Regions from separate parts of the Homo sapiens genome. Here all the other regions are linked to region 3. Evidence: chromatin contacts called from ENCODE Hi-C or POLR2A ChIA-PET data. All regions are on one chromosome and are shown on one strand. The core of a region is the stretch at or near the end of the contact, and the rest is flanking DNA. Distances in the headings are between cores, read along the strand shown.

What was found. Hi-C counts contacts between places; a loop is a spot of excess contacts on that map. ChIA-PET counts read pairs that join two places held with the same protein, here RNA polymerase II (POLR2A). Pooled maps may share reads with other maps.
Region 1: a loop to region 3 is called in a map of Caco-2, with 5 times the contacts of the local background. The contact joins the promoter of LINC00862 here to the enhancer-like site in region 3. A Hi-C loop is called at or near these places in 8 of 168 maps with a recorded cell type or tissue (Caco-2, Calu3, HepG2 and 5 more) and 3 of 50 pooled maps. POLR2A ChIA-PET finds 5 or more read pairs at or near these places in 16 of 52 experiments (A673, BJ, H1 and 12 more).
Region 2: a loop to region 3 is called in a map of Caco-2, with 4 times the contacts of the local background. The contact joins two enhancer-like sites. A Hi-C loop is called at or near these places in 2 of 168 maps with a recorded cell type or tissue (Caco-2 and PC-3) and 1 of 50 pooled maps. POLR2A ChIA-PET finds 5 or more read pairs at or near these places in 10 of 52 experiments (B cell, CD4-positive, alpha-beta T cell, Caco-2 and 7 more).

Annotation. Positions count from the first base shown.
Region 1 is chr1:200,372,530-200,375,229 of GRCh38, reverse strand. LINC00862 (long intergenic non-protein coding RNA 862) reads left to right here and starts at 1,438. Exons shown (of 5, transcript NR_040064.1): 1 at 1,438-1,583; 2 at 2,061-2,137. RefSeq lists enhancers at 1-1,157, 2,554-2,700.
Region 2 is chr1:200,295,040-200,297,739 of GRCh38, reverse strand. No RefSeq gene overlaps it. Among named protein-coding and RNA genes, the nearest start is that of LINC00862, 77 kb to the left of the region's middle. Within about 2 kb of position 1,364, at least 2 of the 41 ENCODE cell types and tissues checked have a DNase peak (open chromatin) inside an H3K27ac peak, as active enhancers do; they include PC-9, where a contact is called at or near this core.
Region 3 is chr1:200,336,560-200,339,259 of GRCh38, reverse strand. No RefSeq gene overlaps it. Among named protein-coding and RNA genes, the nearest start is that of LINC00862, 36 kb to the left of the region's middle. Within about 2 kb of position 1,324, at least 4 of the 41 ENCODE cell types and tissues checked have a DNase peak (open chromatin) inside an H3K27ac peak, as active enhancers do; they include OCI-LY7, PC-9 and Panc1, where a contact is called at or near this core.

The DNA of each region.
Region 1 (2,700 bases), core at 189-2,688, 36 kb before region 3:
TTGGAAGGAAAGATGCTTATCCAAAAGCTGAATGCCTGAATCAGTAATCTTGCGGCAGAGCTATTGTAGGTGATGACAAGGTCAGTCCTTTGAAGTCTATGCATATATATCTTCATTATAGGCTGACTTGCCAAGTCTTAGAATTTTTACAATATAACCTCACTGTGGATCTCATCTAAGCAGGTTTGGTAACCAAAAGCTCAAGAGCGTGAGATTGAGACCCCAGAGAGCTCATAGCCTGTCACAAACCAGCTGTGTAACCACGGACCTTGAGGAAATGAACCTTATGGTCCCTTCCGTCTCTAATCTGTGACTCCATAGCCCCATTATAATATAGCCTTTTCCCAAACACTGACCTTCAACATAGACCCTGGGGGATTTTTCTATTAAAAATTTGCAACTCTGCACATTTTTATCTGCTGATGCCTCTTGGAATATTAAATGCTTAGAAAGCTGTCGTCGGGATCACATTCTGGAATCTTGACCATGTAGTCATCTGAGTGGGTGTGACAGGAAGTATACACCAGCAGCATTTGTGTCTGAGTGTCCTTCAGACACTGGGATGGCTGCACCTTTACCCGTCCTCTCCAACTCTCTCCACCTAGAAAGTATTCTTTTCTCTTAATTTTGTTAGAGTTATATAGGAATGCTCCTTCAGCAGAAATGACAGAGGCTGTTGCTCTCAGAATCAAATGCAATAATGTGACCTGTAAATTCCTGTGAATATTTGGATATTTTAGCGATATTTGTTTATTCAGAAGAGATTCTGGATGCAGAACTCTCCTCCTCTCTGTTCTCTAACCCTGCTTTCCACCATCATTCTTCTCTCTCTAGGGCACAGAGAGAATTAAGAACAACCTAAGGTAAATTTTTAACAAGATGGTCTAGCTTGAGCTCTGTAGGCTTGACTGATGAAATAAGTAGTAGTTTTTTGCTAAAATAACCACATTGTTTGCAAAAGTTTTCTCCTTTGAGTTTTCTAGGGTCATTACAATGATCTAACTGCCTTACCTGCTTTTGAACTGGTTGAGCCTCTTGTGGGACCGAAAACAAAAGAAGGGTGTTGAAATGCAAATAGATAACTCTGGGTCCCAGTCCCTGACTGCAAAAGGAAGCCAAAACTGACAACAACGTCTCCTTCTCTACGGAGGTTTGTAGAAAGGCTGTACAAAAATCTCACAAGATGTATTTCTTCTCGTGGACTGGAGTCCCAAGGTAGGTAAGAAAAACAAAAACAAGATAAAAACAAACAAAGGATTCCGTACTTGGAATTTGCTCAGTACCAGTTGAATAGCTAATTGTTTCTTGTGTTCTTCCCCTCCCCCCTTTTTTTCTGCCTGAATAGATAATCCTTACAAAACATCTATTCATTCTACAAGTGAAAATTTCAAGAATATTCTATACTGACCTTGGCAAGAGTAATGGACCGAGATTGAGTGATGAATTTGTGTGTGTTGTGGCTGATGTGCATTTTGGTGCTTTGTATGCAAGTTTAAGAATATCTTAGCAATAGGAAAGGAAGATTTATGGCAGTTTAATTAATGAATATAATGAAGGCTAAAACTTGTAGATAAATTTATAAGGTACACAATTATTTTTATAGCTTATTTTTAGCACAAAGGTGATTGTATTTTGTTGCTTTAAGAAAGGACCTCTTGATAATACTGGCGTGTTTTATATTTCAATGTGACCAGTTTAACTGATATGCAAACAATTATTTTTTAAGGGAAATAAAATGAGGCAGTAGTACAACTTAGCGAAGAGGACACTGTGGCAGATTCTAACGACTAGATTAAATTTGAGCTCTTATTTGGCTTTTACTACCAACTGACTGCATAACTTTGGGTCAGTTATTTGGCTCTTTTTTTTTTTTAATTTACAAAATTAGAATGAGAACTACAGATAGTGAAAATATTTGGAAAAGCTTTTTGAAGTCCCACGTGAAAGGCATCAGAAAAAAGAGTTGGGTGATTTTTTTTAATGGGAAATAATCTGATATTGTCAGTAAACCTAAATTTTTTGTATATTAATTTATTTTTTAAGCTGTTATTTAATTTCAGGTGCTTAAGAGCTCTTCAATTTGTTAATGGAAAGAAACACCATTTACACCGGATGGCTACAAAGCAACCTTATTCTGGTAAAATAATCTCTTAAATCCTTATATACACAGTCACTAACTGTTGGCTTTATAAGGTCAGTAGTAGCAAAACAGCCCTGTGGCAGTTAGAAGCTCAGCATGTCCAAGATAGCACTAACGGGGAACAAACACAAAAAACAGCAAACAGTTTAAACAGTACCATTTGATTTGAATTTAACCCAATCTTAAACAGAGGACTCTAAAAAAACAATTACCAGCAAAGTTACATTAATTAGGGAGATCATTAGGTTGTATCAATGCAGTTTAGCTATGCCTTTTAAAAAGTGAAGATGGACTAGAAGCGGTGGCTCATACCTGTAATTTCAGCACTTTGGGAGGCCAAGGTGGGAGGATCCCTTGAACTCAGGACTTTGAGACCAACTTGGGCAACAAAGTGAGACCATCATGTCTACAAAATTTTAAAAATTAGCTGGGTGTGGTGGGGTATGCCTGTGGTCCCAACTATTTGGAAGGCTGAAGCAGGAGGATCGCTTGAGCCCAGGAGGTCAAGGCTGCAGTAAGCCATGATTGTGCTACTGCACTCCAACCTGGGCAACTGAGTG
Region 2 (2,700 bases), core at 115-2,614, 42 kb after region 3:
AATCCGTGGCCTGTTGTTAGATGAAATTTGGTGTTTGGGAGACAAAAGCTGCAGGACTTGCTGGTGTCATTGAGCTCAATGGGTCGGGGGCTTGAGCAGCTGAATGAATGGTAGAACTGCAGGTTCTGACAGAGAAAAGGCTTTATGGGAACAGTTTTAGTCTTTAGCCCTAAAAAAAAAAAACAAAAAAAAAAAACAAAAAAACATGGCAGGCCGGGTGCAGTGGCTCATGCCTGTAATCCCAGCACTTCAGGAGGCCGAGGCAGGCGGATCACGAGGTCAGGAGATCGAGACCATCCTGGCTAACACGGTGAAACCCCGTCTCTACTAAAAATACAAAAAAATTAGCCAGGCGTGGTGGCACACATCTGTAGTCCCAGCTACTTGGGAGGCTGAGGCAGGAGAATCACTTGAACCCAGGAGGTGGAGGTTGCGGTGAGCCGAGACTGCACCACTGCACTCCAGCCTGGGTGACAGAGCGAGACTCCATCTCAAAAAACAGAAACAAAAACAAAAACAAAAAAACCATGGCAAAGGCCAAACTAGAAAAGTTATTAGTTAATATGTGCCAGAAGTTGAGTTACCATTTTTTTTTTTAAGAGGTGGGGTCTCACTATGCTTCCCAGGCTGGTCTCAAACTCCTGGGCTCAAGCAACCCTCTTGCCTCAGCTGAGGCTACAGGCTCATGCCCCTGCTCTCAGCTTGAGTTGCCAATTTTAAAGGTTGTGAAATAGGATATCTAGGTTTTAATTGTTGATATTAATTGTTGATACTAAACTGTTGTGTTCGTTTTATGAAATACTGTTTTGTTAATTGCTGAAATTAAACTGGCTTTAGGGACAAATGAACCATCTCCCAGTTTGATCTCTTGGTCCTTGGTCGGCAGAGCTCACCCTTTTAAGGTGGCATATTTACATTCCCTGCCATCTTTTAGCATCCCTTTAGCTTCAATTTTCCTGTCTCTTGAGGACAGAATAGCTTTAAATTGTAAATGACTGACTTCATGGTGATACTAAATATTTGTTGTGCTGGTGTCTTCATGGCTCAAATGTTCTGGAATGTTCTTTTTTTCTTTTTTTAAGATACCGGGTCTCACTATGTTGTCCAGCTGGTCTCTGAACTTCTGGGCTCAAAGCATCCTCCATCCTCAGCCTCTCGAGTAGCTGAGTTTATAGGTAGGGGAGCCACCTCACCTGGAGTCCTATTTTTTACTGCCTCTTGACAAAGCAACCAAGTTTGACACAGTGTTTATTAGGCAAAGGAGTCATTCATGGTGGGTAAATATTTATTTTTCTTCCAGCTTACCCAATGTGGAGGATATTTTTAGCTCAAGGCCTGTAGGGAATGGTTATTAGTAGCAGGAGTAGGGAGGTTTGAAATTCCAAAGGTTCTGTCCTGGACTTGCCTATGGCAAAATTTAAAACATTGCTGTCTGCTATGGACTGAATGTTTGTGTCCTCTCAAAATGCACATGTGGAAATCTTAATTCCCAATGTGGTAGTATTTGAGGTCAGGCCTTTGGGAGATAACTAGGTCATAAGGGAGGGAGGCCTCATGAATGGGATTAGTGTTCATATAAGAAGAGACAGAGAGAGATGATTTCTCTTTCCTCCATGTGAGGATGCAGGAAGAAGCTGTCTATAAACCAGGAGGAGGTCTTTCACCAAGAACTCAACCGTGCTGGCATTCTGATCTCAAACTTCCAGCCTCCAGAACTAGGATAAATACATTTTTGTTTAAACCACTCAGTCTGTGGTATTTGTTATCACAGCCCAAACTAAGGGCACCATCTAACATATTCTCTTCATCTTGCAAATACAAAGATTATTATAAAATGCTTTTAGGCTGGGCATGGTGGCTCATGCCTGTAATCCCAGCACTTTGGGAGGCTGAGGCTGGAGGATCAACTGAGGTCAGGAGTTCAAGGCCAGCCTGGCCAACATGGTGAAACCCAGTCTCTTCTAAAAATACAAAAATTAGCTGGGTGTGGTGGCATACACCTGTAGACCCAGGTACTCGGGAGGCTGAGGCAGGAGAATCTCTTGAACCTGGGAGGTGGAGGTTGCAGTGAGCCGAGATTGGGCCACTGCACTCCAGTCTGGGCGACAGAGTGAAACTCTGTCCCAAGGAAAAATAAATAAATAAATAAATAAATAAAAAGCATTTAATTTTTTTATTGCTTAGTTAATAATAAACATGAATCACCAGCAATGAGATAAGTATTCTCAAGAAACAGCTAGTGTTTTAGATGTCTTATACTGTACCTCTGTCCAAATAATTCTAATTTAGTGGTCAAATTATTACATTTTTAATGTTGTTATTTTGAAGATTATTTTATTTACTTATTTATGTAATTTCAACTTTTATATTAGATTCAGGGAGTACATGTGCAGGCTTGTTCCATGGGTATATTATGTGGTGCTGAGGTTTGAAGTATGGATCCTCTCACCCAGGCAGTGAGCATAGGGCCCCATAGGTGGCTTTTCAACCCATACCCTTCCACCCCTCCCGCCTCTAGTAGTCTGCAGTGTCTATTGTTCACATCTTTATGTCCATGTGTACTCAATGTTCAGCTCCCACTTAGAAGTGAGAACACGTGGTACTTGATTTTTTGTTCCCACATTAATTCCCTTAGGATAATGGCCTCCAGCTCCATCCATGTTGCTGCAAAGCACATGATTTTGTTTTTTTATGGCTGCG
Region 3 (2,700 bases), core at 75-2,574:
ACGGTCATTGGCACACAGTAGATGCTCAATAAATATTTTGTTGTCTCCCTACCTCCTCATCTATTTATCATTTTCTTTTTTTTTTTTTTTTTGAGACGGAGTTTCGCTCTTGTTGCCCAGGCTGGAGTGCAATGGCGTGATCTCGGCTCACTGCAACATCTGCCTCCTGAGTTCAAGCGATTCTCCTGCCTCAGCCTCCCAAGTAGCTAGGATTACAGGCATGCGCCACCATGCCCGTCTAATTTTGTATTTTTAGTAGAGAGAGGGTTTCTCCATGTTGGTTAGGTTGGTCTGGAACTCCTGACCTCAGATGATCCACTTCCCTCGGCCTCCCAAAGTGCTGGGATTACAGGCGTGAGCCACCGCGTCCAGTCTTACTTATTTTCTAAAACAGGATCCCGCAAACTATAGCTCAAGGGTCACCTCTGCCTGTCACCTGTTTTTATATGACTTGTGAGCCAAAAGATTTTTACATTCTTAAACGGGTAGGGAAAAAAAAGAAGAATTTATGACATGAAAATTATGCAAACTTCAGATTTCTGTGTACGTATGTAAACTTTTAATGAAACACAACTGTGTCCATTCATTGACATATTGTCTATGTCTGCTTTCAAACTACAGTGCAGAGTTGGGTAATTGCAACAGAGATCATAGGAACCACAAAGCTTAAAATATTCACTATGTGGCTCTTTACAGAAAAAGTTTGCCCATCCTTGTCCTAAAAGATAAATAGAAATTGCTTGAAAACTAATAATCACTCTGCTATTCACCCTCAGTTATTCATGTACTTACCTGATTGTCTTTCATTCAGACACTTATTTATTCAACAAATATTTATTGAGCATCCACTTCTTCTACCAAATAGATCAAGGGACTCAGCTCTGTTTGCCCTCCCATAGTTGGGGAGGTGTGTCAGGGAATCGGGGGAATGTGGCCCCAGTGATGGTGACTGAATTTGTGTTAACCCACCAGCTCCGTACCTTTGTTAAGGTGACATATGGGGGCTGTTGAATAGAAAGAAGCCACATACATCCCATGGGGCTTGAACCCAAGCTTTTGGCATGATGAATATCGAAGCGCTAGGCAGGGTCTCATAAATGGAGGCCTGTTCTTTTAGATCAGGTTTTTCTTTTTCAGTCTGGGACTCACCTGTTACTTTTCTGGGCCTTGAAGCTCTGATCTCTGCTTTTGTCTCTCTGTCTTCTGCATCTCACAGTGTAAATATAGCTAAAACATCCGCAGACACCCTTCTTCCTCTTCCCCTATGGTTTCCATTTCCTCTGTCCTCTGTCCTAGCTGTTAAAACTACATTAGCTATGAAGGGGGTCAGAGGAATGAGAAATAATAGCTGTAAATATTTGTTAGGTGCCCAGCACAAGCATTGTCATTTTTAATCTTTTCTTTAAAAGGTGGGTACTTTTATTGTTCTCCTGTGTTACAGATGAAAAAACTGTGGCTCAGAGGGGCAAAGCAATTTGCCCAGTGTAACATCTGTGAAGCAGTGAAGCCTGGAATTTGAACCCAGGCAGTGTGACTCCAGAGATGGAGCTCTTAAGTATGGTGACGGATCAGGCATATCTGCATATTCTATGACAGGAAAGCAGTGTGGGTGGAAAATAGGGGTGCCTTCCTTTTTTTGTAATGGCAGTTTTGGCAACTCCCTCAGGTAGATACCAAAGAGGAAATTGGTAGTCACTGTCAGACCAGACACCCTGCATCTCAGAAAGAACATTTACTACCAAAGGGACTTGGAAGTGCTAACAGGCCGGAAAGAAACTGGATGAGGGACAAAAAAGACTGACACTTGTTCTTTCTGCTGGTGTGGGGTTATCATGACTTTGCAAGATCAAACATCTTGACAAAACATCAAAACATCTTGACATCTGACAAACCAGGTTGGTTCTCAGGATCGACTCAATGATTGTCCAAAATACCAGGTCATAAATTTAACAGAACTGACCCAACCAGCAATGCCCGAGGTGCCTGTGGAATGTTAATCATGTTACTAGAAAAAAGGAGGGGTCAAATAAGTATGGGGATGTAGAGTTAAACAAGGGTAAGCAGGATCTTAACTGTGTGAACTTCTGTGACCCTCCAAGAGGGACAAACTATGGATGGCAATTATCAGACCTCGGCCATGTGTCAATGGCTATCTCAGGGGACTGGTGTTCTGGGTGTTCCAGGGAACTCCTTTTGGGCAATGCTGCTTTAAGCCTTTCCCTTTCCCTTTTCCTTTTAGCTTAAGAAATCCCAAACACGTTTGTGATTTCAGAGCAGTCTGTGTCTTGTGTCAATTCATTGCTGCTTCTAGGCTAGGAAGGGAAAAGGGTTGCCATATTTCCAGTGATGAAAGAACTTTGTTAGGAAAGATGTTCAGATTAATAACACAAAATTAGATTGGAGTTTTTTGAGAGCCTTTCAATTATTCAGCAGTGATGTCTCAGTAAAAGTGGAAGTAAACTGGGACCATGTAAACCTTTCTCAAGTGTTAATGTTTCACATATTTTAGTTTGTTTAGTCTTTTACATATTGTTCAAACCATTAAGTTAGACCTCAGAATATAAAGCATGTTTATTTTCTAATGATAAACGAAACACATATTTATGTGACTAAGATGTGGGAATTGTAGCCCTGGGCTGTGGTTATGTAAACATGGGAATGTGTGGAATTTACTCATAGTTTACAGGAAGTAAGGTGTCA